2 separate regions of the Homo sapiens genome follow, and region 1 is linked to region 2. Evidence: chromatin loops called from intact Hi-C (ENCODE). Cell type or tissue: K562. All regions are shown on one strand. Links, peaks and the distances in the headings refer to the core of each region. The heading gives the core; the rest is flanking DNA.

The links. A loop is a pair of places that touch in the nucleus more often than their neighbours do. Peaks named below come from ENCODE experiments on the same cell type or tissue, not always from the same donor. Only the 100,000 strongest peaks of a DNase experiment are listed, where the experiment ranks them.
Region 1: it touches region 2 in a loop (2.2-fold over the local background); 2 of 110 quality-filtered maps call a loop at or near these places.

The regions. Positions count from the first base shown.
Region 1 is chr2:170,229,874-170,242,180 of GRCh38, forward strand. It overlaps MYO3B (myosin IIIB), which reads left to right. Exons shown (of 35, transcript NM_138995.5): 7 at 6,118-6,263. Among named protein-coding and RNA genes, the nearest start is that of MYO3B, 58 kb to the left of the region's middle. RefSeq lists a silencer at 7,846-8,140. In K562, for the core only: a CTCF peak has its summit at 6,281 (motif pointing right); a DNase peak (open chromatin) is centred at 6,328; H3K4me3 peaks cover 156 bases.
Region 2 is chr2:170,293,608-170,305,914 of GRCh38, forward strand. The region is part of intron 7 of MYO3B (myosin IIIB); the gene reads left to right. Among named protein-coding and RNA genes, the nearest start is that of MYO3B-AS1, 51 kb to the right of the region's middle. In K562, for the core only: no CTCF peak of the experiment used is centred there; a DNase peak (open chromatin) is centred at 5,622.

The DNA of each region.
Region 1 (12,307 bases), core at 1,553-9,552, 64 kb before region 2:
TTGGTAACTTTATCAATAAGTCCTAGTCATGGATCATGATGGCCCGAGAAAGTGAAAGTACTCTACTCATGCCCTGTGCTTACAGTAGAAAGGGATATAGTTGGGAAGGGAATTTCATTTGTAAAACTGATTAAAAAAAATCTGCCACTGGAATAGTTATACTGTAACTACAACTTCTGATTCCAGAGAAGTTCTATTTTAGAAAGCCTTATGTTCAATAACATTTATCGATTATACTACATGAATAATTATGCTTCATTCTTCTGGTATTAATCTCATGGGGACCTAGTTTTTTTTTTTGTTTTTTTTTTTTCGAGACAGAGTCTTGCTCTGTTACCCAGGCTGGAGTGCAGTGGAGTGATCTTGGCTCACTGCAACCTCCGCCTCCCATGTTCAAGCAATTCTCTTGCCTCAGCCTCCGGAGTAGCTGGGATCACAGGCATGTGCCACCACGCCTGGCTAATTTTTTTTTTTTTTTTTTTTTTTTTTAGTAGAGACGGGGTTTCACCATGTTGGTCAGGCTGGTCTCTAACTCCTGACCTCGTGATCTGCCTACCTTGGCCTCCCAAAGTGCTGGGATTATAGGCGTGAGCCACCACATCCAGCCAGGGACCTAGTTATATAATCAAGATACAACCTTTAACCTGCCAACTTCTTGATAAAGAATCCCAGCAGTCAACAAATACTCCAGAAGAAAGAAACATGCCCTTGAAAATTAAGGCAAACTTTTCAATATTTATTTATATTTTCAAGACAAAAAAACATAAAATTCGCTTCTTTCTATTATAGAAATAATCCATGCTCTCTATAGACATTTTAGAAAACATAAAAGATCTTAAAGAAGTAAGTAGATAAAATAATTATTAGCCATATGTCAGTGATCCAGTGATATCTACTATTAACATTTTAGTGCCATAGTAAAAGCTGAATAACCAGCATTTTCATAAGCAGTGCTTCGGATGAGGCCCATGAAAAAGGGGTTGCTTGGTTTGCTTGCAAAGAAGAGGTACAGGGAGATAAAATATTTTGTCAAAGTCACCCAGTGAGAGGGTGGCAAAACCAAAACAAAAATGCCAGGCTCTGGGATTTTCTAGCATTAGTCAGAGGTGAAAGTCTCTTCGTGACCCAAGAGCTGCTGACTGTTGTTTTTCTCTGCCATTTTCTGGCTGGTGGCTAAGGAAAGGAACAGCCATCTTCAACAGAACACAGCTGACCCTGCTCAAGGACAGACAAGGGGATGATATGTGTCAAAGCAGTTGTGCATGTGGTTTCATCCCATAGATTCCCGCAGGAGAGGGGAGGTGTTCCCTCTGTGGGGTAGGAGGGAGTGACTGGGGGTAGATTTAAGGAGTCTGGATCTGTGAACTCCTTAGCCTGAAGAAGGCTAAAGAGAATTGCCTCAACAATTGAAGACAGATAATGACTAGCCTTTGCTCCAAAGACCTGTCAAGCTAAGCCATTAGTGAAAACTTGTTTCTTGTTCTCAATCTTCTCCAGAAAGAAAAGTTTTTGGCAGCTAAGGTGGTAATGACCAACATTTGGGAGTCTCAACCCACTGCTAGGTAAAATAGCTATTGGCCTTGGGCACTAAAGCTGCCAGTGCATAGATATTGCTAGTAATCCAGCATTAGTGTTTTTCTTCTTCCTAAAATAAGCAGCAGTGTAGTCTAACTGTACCAGAAGAGCCGTAAGTTTGCATTTCAAGGTAGGAACCTGGACATGCTCCATTAACCAGCTTCCAAACAATTGCTCTGTCGCTGAAGCTCATCTTCCTTAACAGAGGCATTATTACAGCAACCAGCATATTTTCATAGACCTTAAGACCTTCTACAAAACATTGGCAACAAAATCCCCTCAAAGTTCCAGCCATCCTGTTCACACCTCAGAATAATGTACTGTTCACTCTAGCTAATTTGTATGGCAGTGTTAGCCTCTCAGTTTGAGATACTACCCAAAGATCACTTACTTGGAAGTCGCAAAGTCGTAGAATATTAGAGCTAGAAGGGATCGTATAGGTTATTTATTTCCACCTTACCACTTTATAGATAGAGAGAGGTCCTGAGAATATAAGTGATTTGTTTTCAGATGTGAAAGGGTGTGCATTTGGGATCCTGGACCTTTGTCAACACCGTCTCATTTCTCTCCACTCCTTTAATGTGACTTACAGAACCTGGAAAACCTGGTCCCAAAGACGTGCACTTACTTGCCTTCGTCAGTCTCCTTTCTTAATGGAGCATCCTAACAACTGATTCAGAGAGTTCTTTTTGAGGTCACCTTCTCCTGGGGACAAGGGAAGAAAGACCATTCGACCATCCAAGCATCCTTAACTCAGCTCTATTTAACCTAGAGACAAGGAGAATGTTGAGCTAAAGAGAATGATAGTAGTGTTTTCTCTTAAAGAAATAGCTTCAGACTTTGGTATTGGATTGATAGGGAATCCCATTCCAGGATGTTGACCTTCAGTTGCCCTGCATCCTCTTAAGAGTGCTTCTTTAACTCTCATCGTATGTGTAACCTGCAGAAAGGGCTGTTTCCTCCTGGTAAGGAGCAATCCTGAATGAGAGACCCCCAAAGAAGATGGAGTTGAAATGACAAAACCTCAGAACACCTGAGCGTAGTCAAAATATGAGTGCAGAAGCTGATAATTTTAACAATTTTAACCAACTGTAACTTTTATTATAGATAGCACTTATATGGCAATGATTCATTTAGTTATCCTTCTCCCTGCCTGGGTTCAAATTCTGGCCCTGACAATTACTAGCTATGTGATGCCAGGTAAGCTGTTTAACCATGCTATCCTCAGTTTCCACACCTGCATAAGTGATAATAGCACCTACTTTGCCAAATTATTATGAAGATTAAGTTCAGTGTGTATTTGACTTTCTCTTCCCAGGGCCTACTATCATGCCAGACTAATGAGTACTCAATAATTATTTGTGAATTATTTTATTAGCATAATTTTCAATAAACTTCCTTGGAAGGCTGAACTTAAATAATTTCTTTGTTACATGATGCACTGAAGAGAAGAATTAGGCCAAGATATGATTTTCTATTCATCAGAATGAGCTGAAGATAATGTTTGTCTGTAAAGAGAAGTTGAAACCAGATACAAGTTTTGAATATTTTAGGACAACGCTTGAGAAATGTTAGAATATCTCCATTTTCACATTTAGATATGTTCTTAGAATTGCCTTTTGTGTCCCATCCAAGTTGGCTAGAAGCTGATTTGAATTTCTCCGCAAAAGTTCTAGACTATGGGTACTAGATACTTTTTATTGTCTTGCTTAGCCAGCAGTGGTCTCCTTCTAAAATCTTAAGCATTTAGAGCCCATATCCTTTATTGGACGTGTTAGTACACATTGTCTTAGGGCATTTATAGTTGTCATGGTTTGTCATTTAATTATGATAGGTTCACCTTATATTTTGATTGGCCATAGCTCCTATTGGGGAAGGACAGAGTCTTATTTCTCTCTCCCTCACAGGCCCTATCACAGTGTCATGAATAACAGTGAACTATTTGTTGATTGATAGGTCTAAAATTATGTTTGTCTTACACTTTCGAAAGTGTCATTTCTGAAAGGGAAGGTGTTGAATAGCCTTCTCTAGGGATCTTTAAAAATAATGTAGGTTCTCACCTGATTGGGGTGAGGAAAGGGAGGTCTTTGGGGGCAATGAAATGGCCTTTGGTTCTGAAACTGGAATTGTTTGAACTTCAGTTTGAATGTACATTTGAAAATAACGTGTTAAAAGTATGACAGGATATTCTATTCAGAAGATGGGGCTGGGGCCAGGCCAAGGATGTGGATATATAGAAAATGTTCTTCAGCTCAGAAGAGAAGAGTACAGGGCAATTATGAGAACAAGAGCACAGAGTTTAGAGCACATTTTGCACAGTTGGCACATTTTGCCAGGCCTTACAGGTCCAATGCACTGTTTCTGGAAGAGAGCAGGAATACTAGTTTTCTATCACTGCCATAACAATACCACAAACTTAGTGGCTTAAAACACCTGTTTCTGGCCGGGCGCGGTGGCTCACGCCTGTAATCCCAGCACTTTGGGAGGCCGAGGCGGGTGGATCACGAGGTCAGGAGATCGAGACCATCCCGGCTATAACGGTGAAACCCCGTCTCTACTAAAAATACAAAAAATTAGCCGGGCGTAGTGGCGGGCGCCTGTAGTCCCAGCTACTTGGGAGGCTGAGGCAGGAGAATGGCGTGAACCCAGGAGGCGGAGCTTGCAGTGAGCCGAGATCCCGCCACTGCACTCCAGCCTGGGCGACAGAGTGAGACTCCGTCTCAAAAAAAAAAAAAAAAACAAAACAAAACAAAAAAAAAACACCTGTTTCTTAGTCTTAATCTGTTTCATGCTGCTATAACAGATTATCTGAGACTGGGTAATTTATAAAGAACAGAAATTTATTTTCTCACAGTTCTAGAGGCTGGGAAGCCTAAGGTCAAAGTGCTGGCATCTGGTGTGGGCCTTCATACTATGTCCTCACATGGCAGAAGGCAGAAGGGAGCAAACCCAGTCCTGCAAGCCCTTTTCATGGTAGCATTAATCCATTCACAAGGGCAGAATTCTCATGACCTAACCACCTCCCAAAAGGATCCACCTTCCATTGGTTGCACTGGGGATTAAATTTCTAACACATGAATTTTGGGAGGCATGTTCAGACCATAGCAGTTATCTTACGATTCTCTAGATCAGAAGTCCAGTATGAGTCTCACCAGGCTAAAATACTCTTCTCCATTTCGAAGTGTCCCAGGCATCTGAGGCTTAATATATCCTAAATGGAGGTCCACTCTTCACCCCAAACCTGCCCCTCCTACTGTCTTCCTCATCTTAGTAAATACCAATTCTATTCTGGTGGTTGCTCATGTCAAAAACTTTGGAGTGTTCCTTAGCTCTCCTTTCTTCTAAGCCCTGTTCAACAAATCCAGTTGGCTGTACATTCAAAATTATACCTAGAATCTGATTATTTCTCGCCATCTCACAATCTCTCATCTGGATCCCTGCAGTAACATATTTAACTGGTTTTGTTTCTTCTCCTCATAATCTATCCTCTGCACAGTAGCCAGAGTGATCTTGCTAAAACATAAGCTAGATCTGTCACTCCTCTGCTCACCACAGTCAGTAGTCTCATTTCATTTGGAATGAAAAAAACTAAAGACATTATGATGGCCTAAGAGGGTGTCTCTATTACTCTGGTCTTCCTGTGCTCACCATTATAGGTGTTGCCCCTCCCTGATGTTTTGGATCATCAGACATTGAAGTCTCCCACCTGGCCATGGCCATGGGTCATCCTGGTGGCAGATTTTAGGTCAAATAGGAGTTCCTGGTCCTCCACATCCTCTGGCTCACTCCTGACTTCTCCTATCGCCATTGTGATAGTCATCAGAGTCTGAGTGTAGGAGATGTTCTTGCCTGACTCAAAAAGTTGATAAAAACATTCCTCCACAGGGTTACAGACTCCTCAACCCAATGACAAGCCCAGGGTCATTTTCTGGTTCTGCTGCTCTTGTACCTAGTCAGGCCAAGTAACTGGAATGGCAGTTGTTTCTGTGATGCATACCATTGTTGGAGTTTGAGGAGGGGAAAGATGCTCTTAGAAAAAGGGAAGGGTGGAGTGGGGTCATTTCTACTTTATGTTAACCATGTGGGTCTTCCAACATCTCTCTGCTTAGTTGGTTATACTCGCGGGAATTTCATGCATCTCAAAGTACACAAGCATCTTTGAGAACAATTGTTGCTTGTTATTGAATTCAGTAGCTGGTAATGAGGTGAAGGATGTAGACAAAGCCTTTCCTTAAAGAATAGCAGGGTTGGGATGGTGTGGTATACATCCGCTTCCTCCCCTTGCACTGTTCTTGTTACTTAGACGGTTCAATGCATGCTTTTTAAAAACAAAACTGACACATTTGTAAAAGCTAATGAACGTATAAGATAATAAATTGGTTATACACAAATAAGGCCTAGAATGCACACATCTTATTACTGGAATTCAATATCATCGTGGCCAAGAAAACTGAGAACGGGGCTAAGATCAGCCCAGGGCCTTTTTAGGACATCTGATGTGGCAGTAGGGTTGATGTGTCATGTCCTGCTTTTGTCCAATAGGTCATTGCCTGTGAGCAGCAGTATGACTCTTCCTATGACGCTCGCTGTGACGTCTGGTCCTTGGGGATCACAGCTATTGAACTGGGGGATGGAGACCCTCCCCTCTTTGACATGCATCCTGTGAAAACACTCTTTAAGATTCCAAGGTAAGACACAAGATGGCGCTCTTGACTCATTAGTTCTTTGTGAAAGCGTCTGGTTAGAGGGATAATAAATAGTTTGCAAGCAATTTCTCTCCAAACCTGACAAAGCCTGATTGTGAAATATATTTTCTTTGAAAAAGCAAGGGGGGCTGGGGGGGACAGAGAAGAGGATGTTCCTGAAAGATAACATACCCCAAGGAATAATAAGACCATGTTGGAACAATTGCCTATTTTTAGCACTCAGCTTTTTCTGAGATACTCATTTTTTGTACTTTGCACGATAAGACTACGAATGGAATTGTGGATTAAGTAATCTGTCTAAATGCTAGTGTTTTCTTTTTAATTACATACTTTCTCTAGTATTCAGTGAAAACATATGTATATCATATTGCTGTATTCACTCAGACTAGCATTGAAATGTATCAGAAAATGTTACATCAGCGCTATATCTTACTCTCCATCCCTTAATTTCCGTCTCAGTGGAAAATTGTGCGGAAAGAGGTCTGTTTGGAGAGCATTTAAATGCAAGTATACTTTCTATTCTGTGTATTCATTAGTGGTTTGTACAAGAGGTTGGGTTGCCTTTCATTGGAATCGGGCTGATGTATGGCCAGCTCACGGCTCTAGTTATGGAATATGAAGCTATCCAGGGACTCCTTCCCAACCAGGGTGCAGATTGAGAGATAATTTGTACCTTCCATATGTCTCTTTCAAAGGAAGGCTCTGGGCAGGCTGGGAGCCATTTAACTGCCTTAACAATACAAATGTTGACCTTTCCTTATCTGCACAATCACACAGCTATCACAGCCTTTAAAAATTTCTCCTGATTGCAATTTGCATTTCTGATTAGGTCTATTTATATGCAGATGAGGCTCTCTGATGTTCATCATCATAATTTTATCATTTTATACCTAATCCAGATGTGAACAACCACCAACCACTATTCCAAAAATGATTCCCACCCAAGCCAGAGTTAGTCTTTTTGCCTTTTTCGAATCACAAAAACAGGTCACAGCGATTAGAGGAGCAGACGAAGCACCTGGCTTTTTAAATTAATAGTCTGGTGAACATTCAAAAGGATATAAGAATGCAGGAGCTAAAAGCTGCATTGTGTATAGTAATAAGTCAGAAAATGGGAAATGGTGTCTGGAATGATTTGTGTGTGTGCTTTGATTTTTTTTTACAAATGGTTTACCCCTCACCATTTATTTAATGTGGCAACATAATTTCCTGAATATCAGGATTAAGGTGTAGCTTCTCTTTAGCAAAATAATATGTACTTTTGATAAGAGATCATCTATATTTTTTTCCTTTCTTGTTATGTATTTGTATACAGACCAGGTGTTCAAAAATTTCTTAAGGTGATAAATGTGAGGCAGCAAAGAGTGTGTGTTTTTGGCGGGGGGGAGGGGGGTGTATATGTTTAAATAGACCCTTCCACTCTATTGACTCCACTTAGCTTGCTTCTGTGCCCAGCCAAGCTTCTTCTAATAATCTCATATTCTCTCACCACTCATCTCTTCCATCTTGGGAGAAGCCTCCAGATCTCCAGATGTGGAATACGAGTAACTAAGTCTCTACTGCCTGCCTCGGGACAGAGTGGATCCCAAGAATTGGGCAATTGTTAGAAAAGGATCCTTATCCCAACTTAGTTTAAGGCTTTGTTTCTCTCCCCCTAGTGTAACCTCCTGCCCTTTTAATGTCTCTTGGTTCCTGTGCAAATGATGAATCAGATTGAACTAGGCAATGTCAGCAATAATCAGTCAGCAGATTCTCAGTGTGATTATGTGTGCTCATGTGTGTTCAACACTTGCCATTGTCACAACCTTAATGGCTGACGTGACATTCTTGGACAAGAATGATAAGAGGTTTTATTTTATTTTATTTTAAATCTTAGCATATTTACGTACATTGTACAGCTTTTTTCTTCCCCAAACCAGGAAAAATATGTTGGGTTTATATTCACCAAGTTATTTACTTTAAAATTACTCTGTCAATTAGAATTGCACAGTTCTCTTTGAAGGGTTATGGATTGACCAAATGTGTGCATCCTGTGTGAGTGCTACTTAATTTCTAGTGCTAAAAATGTATCCTTTCCCCAGAAAAGCTCTTTGATGAAAAGTACAGAAATTAAGCATTTATGTATTTTAAAAAGGCATTCAAATTATTTACCTGTGTGTTTCATTGGAATCGATCTCAGTTCAGTGCCTGTCTGTCTGTCTGTCTCTCTTTCTCTCTCTCTCTCTCTCCGCCCCCTCAGTGGAGAAAAGCAAATGAAAAATAATGACAAAAATCCTTTGAATCCATTTGGCTTCAGAATTAATTTTTTTTCTATTTGAATGTGACTATTTTCAGTGCTTTGGAATTCTTGTCAGTGAAACAATGAAATCCTTTTCAGGGTATGTTGGGATCCAGAATACTGCGTGTGGCTTCTTCCTCTGGCTTTCCTCACTGACCTTTTCCCGGCAACCCTTTCTTTACTGGAAATAAATTGAGTAAATTACCCAGTAAGGGAAGAAAATAAAACCTTGATGGAGTCAGGGAAGAAGTGACTTTCACAAGTTAAAAAAAGATTTATGAGTTAATGAAGTGCTGGTTACCTGTGAGCCTCAGATGTCAATAAAACAGGTAATTAGGAAGGTTCCCTGGGTATTGTCAGGAAATAGGTGGCAACTTGCCTTGATGTGGTTGATTTGCCTGTACATGGGTCTCCTTGCTTTTCCCTTTTCTTCCTTTATCCACCTTCTCCTTTCTCTTGACCTTCACATTAGAAGATCACACACAGGGTCATCGTGACCTGCTTTGAAATACTGCGTGACTCACAATCTTTCCCACTTTGCAAACACACAGAAATTACCTGCTGATTGGCAGAGCATCCACTATTTGCTGAACCTGTCAGCATGTGTCATCTCGTCTAACGCCTTTGCTCCAAAAAAGTCACCCCTCTCTGACTGTCACTGCTCTGTCTGCTGCTATTTTTCCCCAGGAGTTATAAGAGAGCAAATGAGTGAATATCATTTCTCTCAACATCAGTGGATTCAACTGTCTCTCATGACTCTTTACTGAGGACTTCTTTAAAATTCCAAAGGCTTAAAAGGATCTTGAAGATGACCTGGATATATTTTTCCCTTAAAAAGAGATCCGTTTCATAGATATAATTGCAAGAATCAATAGAGTTAGTGGAAATATACAATTATGTTGGTCTCTTGACAAGCAGGTATCTTTCCTTAGCTTTGAGTCTTTGGCTAATGACCCCCTTGACTTCCATAGAGGGGAGTGAGGAAGGCTGTGGGCATCAGTGTGGGTGGGTTCACTGGTCAGTCACTGACAGCTGCATCATCTGCCCATTTATTTGGGGCCAGGTATGAGCTGACTCTGTCCATTGTCTCATCACACATTGAATATTTCCACTTTATTCCTTGTGGAAAAATGCAGAATGTTTTCAGGATTCTCAGCAGAAATGTCTTTGGCTGGAAATGGACAGCACAGGCTGGCCTGAACATTCCAGTCCCTGAAGCTGGTGATTATCCCTTCCTAAAGAGAATTTCCCTGCAGTACACAATTCAAAAAAAGGACAGCTCATGATCATCACCAATTTGCATTTCGGCTTGTTTCCCTCACTAAATCTAGGTTGTTCCAAAGTCACCTGGACCCAGCTGTATTTGTTTCTTAGGGCTGCTACAGCGAATGACCACAAACTCGGTGGATTAAAGCAACAGACATTTATTCTCTCACAGTTCTGGAGGTCAGAAGCCCCACATCAGCGGGTCAGCAGGGCCACACTCCCTTTGAAGACTCTAAGTAAGAATCCGTCTTTGCCTCTGCCAGCTTCTGGTGGCTCCAGCTTTTCCTTGGCTTGTGGCAGTATGATTCCAATCTCTGGCTTCGTTTTCACATGGCCGCCTTTCCCACGTCTTTGGGTCTTCTTTTCTGGTCTCATATAAGGACATAGACTTAGGGCTTATCCTAATTCAGGATAATTTCATCTGGGGATCCTTGCCTTAATTACATCTGCAAAAATTCTTATTCCAAATGAGGTCGCATTCTCAGGTTCTGAGTAGACATATCTTTTGGGGTTCACAATTTAACCCTTTATACCAACCAACTTTTATGTTTACCACATTCCCTGAGAAACTAATTTGCGGGCAAGATACAAGACAATTAGCTCAATGATCATGGAAAAATAATAGCTGCTAAGATCTGTCAAGTGCTAACTGTGGGGCAGGTACAGTGTTCTGTGTTTTAGAAACAGAAATGCATTTAATCCCCACAGCAACTCTGTGAAGTAAGTACTGTTACCACTATTTTTTCCAGATGAGAAAACTCAAGGATGTTAGGCAGGCTTGCTTCCCTCCTTTTCAGGGAGGAAAAATGATTTGAATCTGAGAAGTTTGACTCTAAAGCCCACATGTTTTGCTACTACATTGAAAAGTTAAAGCCCTTCCTTAAATTATATTATGTGTTGATGAATTACATATGTTGAGCACTGAGGGGACTGGGGTATATGGAAATGAATAGAAAGTGGTCCTGCCCTTTAAGAAGCTTACAGTCCAATATCTTTCCTCCTCCCAATTTTAAGCTGACATTATCAACCTGAAAGTTAGAATATTATTAGCATCATGACTGAATCAGCCAAGAAACGGAAGAACAGAAATCAAGAGTGTTGTCTTAGGTGAACATAGGCTGTCTCTGGCTCATTGATTTATGACCCGCAAACCAGAAATCTCTCCCTTCTCCAAACTCCCCTTAAAGGAACTGCTTTTTAGTTCCTAATTTAGAACACTTAAGGCAAGTTTTTAAACTAAAGAATTGTGGAATACATGTTACATAAAAGTAGAAAAATACTTCAGGATATCTTATTCTCACCCAGAAGTTTCTGTCTTATCTCACCTTCCTTGCAAAGTTGTATCTCCCGTGTCAGGGCTATTTCTAGTATAGCCAACACCTTCTCTCCCTTTGCCTTTCTCTTATTTTTTCTCTTCCCTTTTATTTATTTGTTTTTTTTTTTAGTAGGAAAAGCTCATTCTTGGTCTTGAGGAAAATGGAAATCTGTTTCTGGCATGCTAAGTTGGAACACACTTTCTCATGAAAGCAGTATTTTCAATGGTTATTTAGGAGGAAGCAATAGAATAGCTGAAGTTCTCTACTTTGGATGCATTATTAGATTTTTGTGGCTAAATAGAGCTGTATGACCTAGTCTAAGGACTTAGGCTTCCTCTAGAGCTTTATACTTATGGAAAAAGAAAATGCTTTCCAAGTTCGAAACTACCAGTTTACAAAAGAGCTTTGGAGCACAATCCACTGGGAACTTGGGAATGCCCTTGTCCTCTACCCTAGGACGCCTTAAACTTTGTTCGTCCAGACTCAGGCTTGGGTTGGGTGCTTGAGTTGCAGAGATGACAGAGTTTTTGCTGTCAAGGAGCACATCAGTTTACTGCCTCCTCCTCATTTATCGGTAAAGGTGAAACGGAGAGAGTTTGGATAACAAAAAGGAGAAATCAGATTTTTGGGAACCCAGGGTCTGGATCCTTGTGGACTGCCTGGATGCTGTGGGTAGTGGGGCAGATGGGCAAGTCACTGCTTGAAATATTTGTGTGTCTATTTGAAGAGCTTCCTCAGGGACTCAGTGCCTACAATCGACTCTCATCCTGAAATAGGATCCTTGGGCTAAATTTTTATCTTACATAGGCATTTTTTTTTTTAAGATTCCTTTTGATGCTGACTTTCCTAATTCACAAACCAAATTGTTCCTATATGGGAAGCAGTAGTCTCTGCCTGCTCCTCCGCTGTGAGATGCAGAGGCAGCAGGGAGCCCTGAGTCACCAGTAATTGTCTCACTATTACAGAATTGTCACAGGACATTTTCCTTTAGGGCTGTGAAATATAAAGGAAAGAAATTAAAACTAAACTATTGTTGAAGTGTAATGAGTGAGGGGTGCTGAGTGTTTAATGGCACAGTGAGGCTGGATTTGCCCTGGGGAGTATTGGTTTCTCTTCACCAACCCAGGTCACTTAGCTATTGGCCTTTTGAGCAATGAATCCCCACG
Region 2 (12,307 bases), core at 1,954-9,953:
AAATCTAAGATTTATTTGGTCTGCTTTGCTACACACTTTTTATGACTGCAATTGTGTCTGAGACCAAGTGGCTGGAGGATAGAGAAAGAGAAGCAGTAGGGATTCACCTCACCTTTTGAGACCACAGCTCCCCTGATTGAAAGGAAATTTCCCTTTCTTTAGAGTTTTAGCTGACAGTTGCTACTGTACCAAAGAAGCCTTTTTTTTTTATACTTCTAGAGCCCAAACTAGAGGTATTCTGCATGAGCTTTTCTCTGCCCATGTCAATATCCACTTCTTGGTTTCAGGATGCCTTGAGACCAGGCTAAGGGATATGGAGGGAAAAAAATGATAAATTCACCACTGGTTGGGTGATTCTTAGAATTTCGTTCTTTTTTTTCCCTGTTCACCTGCTCCTATTTACTTCTCAGAATCCTCAAATAACTGCTCCATGCATTCTGTTCAAATTTTGTAGCTTCATTCAATAGGAGAGACAAGGCAGAGTTTATCTGTTTCGTCTTACCTAGAACAGAACCTACTGATCTTTTTAAACAAACAGTTTTTGGCTCAATCAACTTTATTCTTTCTTTGTTTCTTTTCTATTTAATTTCTGTTCTTAAAAACAAAATTCTCCATATACTGTTCTCTTTGGGCTTATCTTGCTGTTTCTCTACCACCAATCTTGAGTTGCAGACAGCCCAATTTTTGGTTTTTCCCCTCATAATATATAGATAAAATAATATATTATAAAATTTATTCTAAAAACTAATTTGGATATATTTATTTTCATTTTAAGTTAGTTCTAATTAGTTCCTAGTTTCTATTTTTGTAGTTTTCTTTGACTCAAAAATATAAGTTTCAAACAAATAGCTTGCTATATTTTTGAAGATTGATTTCTAATTTTATTTTACTGTGGTTATATACTGTGATTTGTGTGAATTCAATTTTATATTATTTATTAAAAATTTGTGATCCAGTTCATGTTCAATTTTTGAATTAATGTATGCTTGGAAGGAATGTGTACCCTTTAATTGTGAGTGGCAAGGTTCAACATATCACCATCAAATTAAACTTATTAAAAATTCTCATACTCATTGAAACTACCCTGTATGATACTATAGTGGTAAATATATGTCATTATAAATTTGTCTAAACCCATAGAATGTACAACACCAAGATTGAACTTTAAGATAAACTATGGACTTTGAGTGATAGTGATGTGTCAATGTAGGTTCAGTTGTACCACTCTGGTGGAAGATATTGAGAATGGGGGAAGGCTATGCACATATAAAGTAGGGGATATATGAGAAATTGCTGTACCTTCTGCTCAATTTTTCTGAAAAACTAAAATTACTCTAAAAAATAAAGTGTATTAAACATAATTCTCACCATGCTGATTGTTAATTAATTCATTTCTCCTTGTAATTCTTTCAATTTTTAAAAGTACAGAACTATTATTACTGATGAATGGTTACCTTTGTCATTATACAGTCTTATTTTAGTTTTACTATAACTAAATTTTTGTTAGTATTTGTCTTATATCTTATTAAATCTCCCTCCTTTCAATGTTGATGAGCCATTATGCTTCAAGTGTATCTTGTAAATGACATGTATTTGGATTTAAAAAAAAATTATCCTGAGACTTTCTAATGGGCTAGTTTATTCTGTTTATACTCATTATTTCTGATATTTTTGGATTCATTTATACCATTTAATTTTATTTTCTATTTATGATCCTTTTCTTTTTGTGTATATTCTATTGTATTGATTTTCTTTATTGTTTCTCTTTTCCCCCATCTATCATTTTGAAACTATATAATTGATTTATATTATTTTAGTGGATTCCCTTAAATTTTTAATATACTATATTGATTTAACGAGGTAAAAAGAATCTCTATCTTTACCTATTTGCTAAAGAATATATGGGACTTAAAAAGCTTTAACTCTAGAAATCTCTCAATTCATCCATGTATTCTATTTATATCTTATTTTTAACATCCCCTGCTCCCAAATTAGTCATTACTATTATCATTTAAAATAGATGTATCCATGTTGAGCCAACTGTCTTTGTTCCATATAGTTTTTTGTATAATATTGTTTCATTTAGGATCAAAGTACAACCTTAAATAGTTCTTTCAGAGTCTTTGAGTAATCAACTCTCTAAGTCTTTGCCTTTGTAAAAATATCTTTATTTCTTCTTTATTATAAGACATATTTACTGTTGGAAAATAACTTAGCTGGGTATAGAATTCCATGTTGAGAATTATTTTCTCTTGGTATGTTGAATATGTTATTCCATAAAGTGCTGGCTATCTTCTCCAAGTCTTCTCTACCTGAAGCCCACTCTGGACCTGCTAAGCCAGTAGAGTGCACCTTTTTCAGGGGTCCTAAACCTGTAGCAGCCTACTGAAAATCATATAACTTTCTCCCTAGAAAAATGGATAAAATAATGCCTACTAATTTGAGAGTTACAGATGCTCTTACGCTCATCTTAGCCTTCAGTTTAAGAACACTTGTAATAGGGCTTTCAAAGGTGGAAGATCTTTCCCAGTGAGAGACAGGCCCTACATCTTTCCATGTACAACTTTGGCCCTAAAGTTCCCACCCTGATGAGCAGAGTGATGGATCATGCGCTGAGAGAGCTGCTTTTGTCTTTCCAACCTAAGGCTTAGCTGAAAGAGACAGTAATGGAGACAAGAAGCTTATCCAATGTGAAATAAATTGCTAAACAGCTATCTGTGTAGAAGCTGGAGGTGAAATACAAGTTGCTATTCTGTCCGTATAACCATTGGTGGTTAGTGGTACAGCTACACTCACATGGTACACCACAAGAGGGGTATTCAAACAGACTTATCAACAGGAATTATTTAGACGTCTCCATGTCAATTCAGTCAATAGAAGGTTCTTGTTAACCAGGCATTGGAGACTACAAAATAACATTGTGTGAGATTAGGAAGAGGCTACAGAACTGAGCAGAATCTTGCAATGGGGAGGTATGGGGGTCTTCATGGGTCATAAGCCCACTCTTTATTGCCCAAAGGAGAGCAAAACCTTTTTACCAGCTGACCTCTGTATTAGTCTGTTCTCACATTGCTGTAAAAAAATACCTGAATCTAGGCAATTTATAAAGAAGAGAGGTTTAATTAGCTTGCAGTTCCACAGGCTGTAAAGGAAGCATAGCAGCTTCTGCTTCTGAGGAGGCTTCAAAAAACTTACAATCATGGTGGAAGGTGAACAGAAAGGAGACATGTCTTATATAGCCAGAGTGGGGACAAAAGAGAGAGTGGGGAGGTCTACACACTTTTAAACAACCACATGTCATTAGAACTTACTCTTGCGATGACAGCATCAAAGGAGGTTGGTGTTAAGCCATGACAAACCGCACCCATGATCCAATCGCCTCCCACCAGGCCCCACCTCCAACATTGGGGATTACATTTCAGCATGAGATTTGGGTGGGTACACAGATCCGAACCATATTAATCTCCTTCACATATTGAATAAGGTTATGAATAGGTAAGAACCATGTGAGAAATTCACAAGAAGATGTACAATTTTTTGATCTTCAATAAACTTTTATTTAACATCTGTTGTGACTGAGGTATGCCACTAGGTGCTGGGATGTAAGAGCTCACCTTAGAAAAAGATTTTTTCCCCCCAATACCCCTTCCATATTTTATAGGCCTGAAAAACAAAACATACCCGCTCCCAATGGCCACCCCCTCCCCCAATGACATGCACCCACAGACAGTTAAGGATGTGTGGGTATTTGTATACCTTGTAAAAAGAGTTGAGCTAAATTATAGCTCCCCATTTAAAAAACAGTGGTAGTCTAAAGCTGCAGAGTGCAAAATTCAGAGATTGCCATAGTAACTCTGCTTTTCCCAGGAAGTAATTGAAAAAAGGCACATTTTATAAAAATAGAATATTGATGTTCATATCTATAAAGGAATTAATTTACTGACTGATAGAGGGGAAAGAAGAAAGATGAGCCATTGAGCTGCATTTTAATGTGATTGCGATTATCCCCAGGGTGGCAAGCAGCTTAAACTCGTTCTTTTATTTTTGCAGCAAAGAGCACTTTTCTTTTCAGCTTGGTTTGTGTATAGAAATAGTTTCCAGAAATATATAGAGTAATAAGGAATTAGAGAGCACATTTAGTAAAACACTGAAAGGCTCCAATTTGTTTCTTGCCATTATCAGTCTGATGAATGTTAAAATTGCTTGGAGTATATTTAATCACTGTTCATGATTAGTACAGCAGCGATACTATAGGAATAGCTGCAAATGTACCATTAGCAATTAGGGAATTCTGGTCTATCACAGGTGCCATCATGAGACCAAAGACAAACACATGAATGAAAAATGATTAGGCTAGGAAATAATAATGATGATAATCATATTCTAGAAATACTATTTAGAGGGTTGACAGGATTTTGATGAAGACTTATATATGTGTATATTTTTATATATGTGGTGTAAATATATGACATAAATATTCCAGGGCCTGTTCTCTGGAAATTTTCTTCTAGAGAATTAGAATTATTCTCAAGGTAATTTTTTTAAATTTCCCAATCACATCCCAGCTGGCTAAAAAATGATCCAGTTGAAAGCATCTCAGATGGTGAACTCTTAGGCCTTATGGCAGGAATGGGGAGGAGAGTTTGAGGAGAGAGCCCTCCCTAGAGACCAGTGAGATCACACCCCTGGTAAGATTGGTTCTAGCTGGCAGGAAGTGAGAATAATGTGGTTTTTCTCTCAGAACAATTCTTAAACTAAAGGACTAGAACTTTAAAAGTTGAATTTCAGGCTGGGTGCAGTGGCTCATGCCTGTAATCCCAACACTTTGGGAGGCCGAGGTGGGTGGATCATGAGGTCAGGAGTTCACAACCAGCCTGGCCAAGATGGTGAAACCTTGTCTCTACTAAAAATACAAAAATTAGCCTGGTGTGCTGGCGGGGACCTGTAATCCCAGCTACTCAGGAGGCTGAGACAGAGAATTGCTTGAACCTGGGAGGCAGAGCTTGCAGTGAGCCGAGATCACGCCACTGCTCTGCACTCCAGCCTCGGTGACAGAGCAAGACTCTGTCTCAAAAAAAAAAAAAAAAAAAGAATTTCAAGCATAGATACCCTGGCATGGGAGTTTTGGATGGATGGAGTTTTGGAGAGGCTGCACTGGGCTCTATTTAGGATTTATATCTGTAATCATACACCATATAATGATGTTTTGGTTAATGACAGACCACATATATGACAGTGGTCCCTTAAGCTTATAATACCATATTTCTACTGTACCTTTTCTATGTTTAGATACATAAATACTATTGTGTTAAAATTGCCTATAATATTCAGTAGAGTAACATGCTTTACAGGTCCATGGGCTAGGAGGAATAGGCTATATGATATAGCCTAGGTGTGTGGTAGGCTAGGTTTGTGTAAGTATATTCTATGATGTTCACACAAGGACAGAATTGCCTAATCATGCATTTCTCAGAATGTATGCCTATCTTTAAGTGATGCATGACTGTATTATGATATTTCTTATGCTTTGGAACAACACTACTATTTTTCATTTATCTATTGCTTCCCCTACTAGGATATGAGCTCACAGAAGGAGGGAAGGATAGTGTCTTAATAATCTCTGAGGTCATAGGCCTGGCACAGTTCCTGGAATAGAGAGACAGAGTGGTAAATAAATGCCTGATTGATTGATTAAATGAATGAATTCAGTGAGGCAGACTTACATCCTCTTTTTTAGGGCCATCCTTGCTCCCTGGACATTGCCACTGGCTTGTCTGATATCACAGTCACCTTCACTGCTGCCATGATCCTTGATAGAATTTTACAATAAATTTCTTTTCTAAAAATGAAATTTCTTTTTTTTTTAGAAGAAATGAAAAGAGCCAATATTTATTGAATACTTGCTATAAGCCAGGCACTGGCCTGAGTACTTTATATGTCACTATGTACCTTTAATCTTTTCCAAAAGCCTGGTAGAGTATTATTAATATCCCCACTTTTCAGAAAGGGAAACTGAGGTCCAGAAAGAATAAGTAACTTGGCTGAGATTTTGTAACTGGCAAATGGCAGGGCCAGAATTAGAAATCGAGCAGTCTAGCTTTCATTATTTTCCCCTTTGTTCTCAGGACACTGAGTATAAATGGAAATAAACCCAATTCTTAGATGTCAGAAATTAGGGTAAAGATATTTTCATCGTGGGCAAGGGCAGTAAGAAACAAAGATGCATTGCTAGATCACAGGAATAATTATGTGGGGTCTTTGATAAAATCTGAAAACCTAGAAAGCATTTTCCAAGTATTAGAAAGCATTCATGTTTACATTGTTGGAATGAGATTGTAGCATCGCAGTGTAAGAAAGGCCTTGGATAATTCTCGATGGTGTGCCACTTAATGATAACTCACTATTGTTTTGAGCTTGCAGCTTTTAAAAATACTTTCATGTCTTGCTTTGTTTGATCCTCACACCCGCTCTGAGATATTCAGTGCCGATAGGGCAGACATTAGAGATGCTCAGTATTCTGGCTTTCTTCTTTGGGCACAGGGTAGATTGTACTTACCTGTACCTTTGAAATTGGGTCTGACTATATGAGCTGCTTTGGCCAAAGAAATGTGAGTGGAAATAACACATGACATTTCTAGGTGAAAGCCTTTGAAAAGTGACTCACCATGTTCTCTTTTTCCCTGCTACAATGATGAGCTATGTTCTGGATAGTGCAAGTTCATATGCTTGTGTGTTTAGAGGACTGATATGGAGGAAGGCCTATATGCAAATTATGACTCCATTATTTTAATATCAATACCTCTTATATTTCTGATTTTCTAAATCCTTATTATAGTGCATATATTATCTGAATCTCTGACCCCAAACACGTGTCCCTCTGGGGAGTAATGTGGATAGCACTGGTCTCCCTAGGAGGCTGGTAATGAGGCACGAGGGCATTTGGTGCCTGGATAAAGGTGGCAGAATAAGGAGCTTAGTATTATAGATACAAGGATACCTATTTCTCCTTTTCTCTTCATTTTTGGGCTTTGAAAATTAGACAATCAAGCATTATAGGAAACAACAACAGTATCCAACTCAGAATTCCTGCTGGCTATTTTCACCTTGGCACATCCAGTCTGCAACCAGCTTCAAGTGCTCATGAAACAGACATCAGAGTATTTTTCTACTTTTTGAAACCTACCACATTACATCTTAAGTGACTTACTTGATAAGACTTATATTTAGGGTTTTTTTGTCTGTTTGTTTTTATTTTCCCCCATCTCAAAATTAGCTAAGCATGAAGATGAAACAGATTTCTGTATGAAGACTAAAATCTCAGGAAGAGGTGCTGAATTACAAAGGGAGTTTAGTTAGTTAGTTGATGAACCATGGTGGGTGCCAGCATGTAGGCACATCAGATTTTACAGGCTACATCTTTGTGTCTTGCCTGTTGAGAAGGCATCCCAGCCCAGGATATATCCTCCAAAAGGAAAGGGAATTGGACTCTAACTGGGCAGCAATGAGAATAATTTCTTTGAATGTTACACCATTTACTTGTCAGTGTGTGGTGAGCACTCAGCTTGACTGTAATGACCACAGGATCCTGAGTTATCTGCACCAGCTGCTCAACCATGTTTTATTTTGGTGATCGAAATCCTAGTTAAAAGTATCCTAGTTGACTAATGAAGGTATTCTAAACTTACATAAGTAACTGAGTCCTAGCAATATATTCAAATGTCAAATTTAGGGATGTTGACATTTTAGATTACTTTATACATCAAATGATTTATCTGAAATCAGGAAACAACCACTTATAATACCTCAGATTGTATCGATAATAGTTTTAGATCACTCTATTTTTATACATTTCTGGGCACAAAACATGATCAAAATAATGTGGGATGTAACTAAAACATTTCTCTCCATTCACACTCTTCTACTACATTAAATTTATGTTTAAAATGGCTGGAAGGTGAAAGAGGCAGAATCCTTTAAGGAGAATGCCCTTAGCCAGAATCCCAGCTTCCATCAAGCAAAACAAAACAATGGCTGGGAGTAGATGGGTGTTTAATGACTAAAATCTTCAATAATATATGGGCAATAACAAATAATAGTGATCATGAGAAATTGTTTCCTGATTGTGTGATACACAGTCATGTGCAGGGTGGCAGTGACGACACGTGGTCCAGTATTTCATGGCCTTTTTTTGTGTAACAGTATGTGCAAGGTGAGAAAGCCTACAGGAAACGAGCGACATAGAGCGGCCACATAGGCAAAGTGGAGGCTTTTTTTTTTTTTTTTTTTTTTTTTAGGAGGCTGGATTTTCCTTCTCAGTCACTGGCTTGATAATTAGAGCCAGCAGCAGGAGGCAAATTAAAGCCTTATTGGAAAATTCTAAATAGGTAGGTGTTTGTGGGTTTTGGATATTTCTCCAAAGCCCTGAAGCAAGACTGAAATGTGGGAGCAGGCATAAGCACGTCTTCCCACCAAGCCAGATACATCCTTTAGCAGCTCTCAAAGTTCTTAAAAACCATAATGCTGCCATAGAGAATGAGGTCTGCATGACTTCTGATTTTAAAAAAGAGCAGACGTAATGAGTAATAACAATTGAAGTCGAAATTCTGTGACTAAGATTCTTGTATGTGGTCTTGTATTTCTTTAACTCTTACTCCACAAGGCATTTTCTTTTAGAATTAAAACATAAATGTACACAATATCTACTTAATGTGATTATTAAGAGTTTCTAAATAGAAAAAACCCCAGCAATATTGCATGGAAGTACTTGCCTTAAATGGATGAGTTCTCTGTTTTCTGTAATTGAAATGACCAGCTGGGGCTGGGACTGTAAAATCTAAACAAGCATTACTGTCCACCTAGTGACAATGGCCCCAATCTCAGCATGAGATTTTGAAGGAACTAACTTGCTAACTTTAGAGCAGTGGTTCCCAAACTTCTTCCTGACTCCAAACTCTTAAAGCTGTAACATCTGTTAGGAGGGACTTTCTATATTCATTAAAGTTTATTCCAGTTCGTTCCAGTAAAAGTCTTGCTATACCATGGCAGGGGTGGGGGAAAAGATATCTGGAGGGAATGAGGAAAGTGTGGTTTAAAATATTTCTTCTTCTTGCACTGAGATCACTGGATTAAAGAATGAGTCCTGCAAAAAACAATTTTATATGTGTTAATTCCTCAGGTGTTAAGCATATATTAGGAGAAAGAGCTAAAACATAGAGGTATTGCCTATGAGGCAAGGATGCAGGCAGTTTTGGTGATATGATGCAGCTACAAAGAGAAGATGGTGCTTGATCTATTATTATCCTTTTTATGTCACTGATTTTTGTTTTTGTTTTCTACTTGAACATTTATTGAGCAGTTATCTTTTCATTCTTGAGTCTACTGAAACAAACATGCCGCATTTTGTTTTACATAAAAGGCACATACCATATATAATGTTTAGGATTTTTTTTCTAGTCACTTAACAATATATTTTAGAGCTACAACAAAACTACTTCATTCTTCCTTTATGGCTTTATAGTTTACTACTGTTGTAAATGTTCCAACTATGTTGTCTATGAATGGAAAACTGTTTTTTTAAGTTTTCTCCTACTAAAAAAAGTATTATAATAAATGTCTATGTATCTACATCTTTGCTGTCCAAAGAGATGGGCATTTAGAAGTTTGGCAGATTTTACCCAATTCTTGCTCAAAGAAGTTTTACTAAATTGTGTTCACACCCACAGTGTATGAAAGTGAATCTCTGCCTCCTTGGCTGTGGTATATTGTCATTTAAAAAATCTCCATCCATCTTATGGGTGTAAAAAATGGTATTTCACATTCTCATTTACATTTTTTAAATTATGCATGAGACTGATTATATTTATAATTTTTCTTAACTTTTGTTTGAAGTTCAGGGGTACATGGGCAGGTTTGTTATATAGGTAAATGTGTGTCATGAGGATTTACTGTACAGATGATTTCATCACTTAGATATTAAGCCTAGTACCCATTAGTTATGTCACTTTATTCTTTGATTGCTTTCCTATTATTAAAAAAAAACTAATAGATCTTTGTTATAAAAAGGTTGTTCAATATAAAATACTGTGAATCTCTCCATTACATGGAGCTACTGATTACAGTTCATTTTATATTTGCCCAGACATCTCTTTTCTGGAATATGTATCTATTCGTGTGTTTATGCATACATGTTTTTCTTACACATGTACTAATATATATTAATATGCAATTACTCATTTGTAACTTTGATTTTTTTACCAAAATATGATCATACATTTGTGTTTTGCTTTTATTCACTTAGCAATTTTATTAAAGATGTCTTTCCTTATTAGTACTTACATAGACCCACCTTATTCTTTTAAAATGGCTGTGTTGTTTTCAATAATATAGAAGTTTCATAATATATTTAACTATGCCCTTATAGATGGGCATTTTGGTTCTTTCCCTTTTTCGTTGCTGTTATAAACAAAGATTTGGTGCATATCATTCTGTGTATATTTGTATATCTATGTATTTGGTGTGAGAAATTCTGTAGGATAGTGAAAAACAGAACCTATGATTCAAAAGAGTACTTATTTTTAATATTGACACATATTGCCAAGTTATTCTAACAAAATGGCCATAGTGATTTATATTTTCCTTCAACAGTGTATGAAAACACCATTTTCTTACATTTTTATCAACAGTTGGTATTACTAATCTTCAAAAATTTTTCCAATATGATGGATAAAATTATATCTTGTTTTCATTATTTTGATTATTGGTGGAGTTGAATATAATTCTATATATTTCAGGCCATGTACACTTCATCTAAGTGAATTGTTGCTCATTTTTTCACTTTATTTTTTTTTCTTTTTTCTTTTTCTTTTTTTTTTTTTTGAGACAGAGTCTCGCTCTGTCACCCAGGCTGGAGTGCAGTGGCGTGACCTCAGCTCACTGCAACCTTCATCTCCCAGGTTCAAGTGATTCTCCTGCCTCAGCCTCCCGAGTAGCTGGGATTATATAGGCATACACCACCACACTCAGCTAACTTTTGTATTTTTAGTAGAGATGGGGTTTCACCATGTTGGCCAGACTGGTCTCAAACTCCTGACCTCAAGTGATCCACCCGCCTCAGCCACCCAAAGTACTGGGATTACGGACATGAGCCATCGCATCCGGCCCTTTTCATCCATTTTTCTACTGGGGCTTTTATATTTTCTTAGTAATGTATTATGGCTCTTAACCCTTTGACTGTTATGTCACAGGTATTTTTTTCCCCCAGTTTTCTTTTGGCCTTCTAATTTTGTTTAAGGTTTATTTTTTTTTTCTGTAAGAATCTGACATTTTAATACATTTAAATCTGTCAATTTTTCCCTTTATGGCTTTTGAATTCTATTTCATGCTTATGAATCTCTTTTCTGTCTCAAGATTTTAAAAGTATGCCTTATTTTATCATTGAAGTTTTATATTTAGATAATATAAATATTTTGATTTTTAGAAATTTAGATTTCTAGTTACACTGGAACTTTTTCTGATTGATTCAAGTAGGAATGTAATTAGACTTCTTAAATATGAATAACCTGTTGTTTCAACACCAGGGGACACATCCTCTATTCTCTGTCACGGTGTAGGATAGTTCATCCTTTCCTAGTGATTTGGAGTATCTATCCTACACTAAAACGTTACATACACATAGATATGCTTCTCTACTTTTTATTCTGTTCTGTGATTAAAATAGTACTATACTGTTTTAGTTATTTTAAGGTATATTTTCTTAACTGAGAAGGTAAGTCCTCATTTTCCCCCCAAAATGTTTCTGCCTATTTTTCCACACTTATTCCTCCAGAGGCTTTTCATTTTAAAATATGGTAGTGATAATCTCAGAGGCAGTTTTCTTGGTCCAACCCTTGTAGTTCTAGTTTTCTAGCCTTTCTTTCAAGCATTATCATGTCTTGAATAATAATGGGGAGAAAGAGATACAGCCTTCCTTCTGTCTGCTAATTAATGCCTTCCCAGGACACTTTTCCCTGTGCCCATCATTCAAGTAGTCTTAGCCCTGAGATCCTGTAAATTTTTGTCCCAAGTACTTATTGCTGCATGATAGACTACCCCAAACCTTTTTGTTAATGGGCCAGTTGGGACCATTAACAAATAAATAATAAATAAATTTTTATCTATTACTTTTCGAAACAGGGTCTTACTATATTACCTAGGGTGATCTCAAACTCCTGGGCTCAAGTGACTTCCTCCCTCAGCCTCCTGTGTAGCTGGGATTACAGGTATGCATTACCACTCTTGGCTCTATCCCAAACCTTAGTGGGTTAAAGCG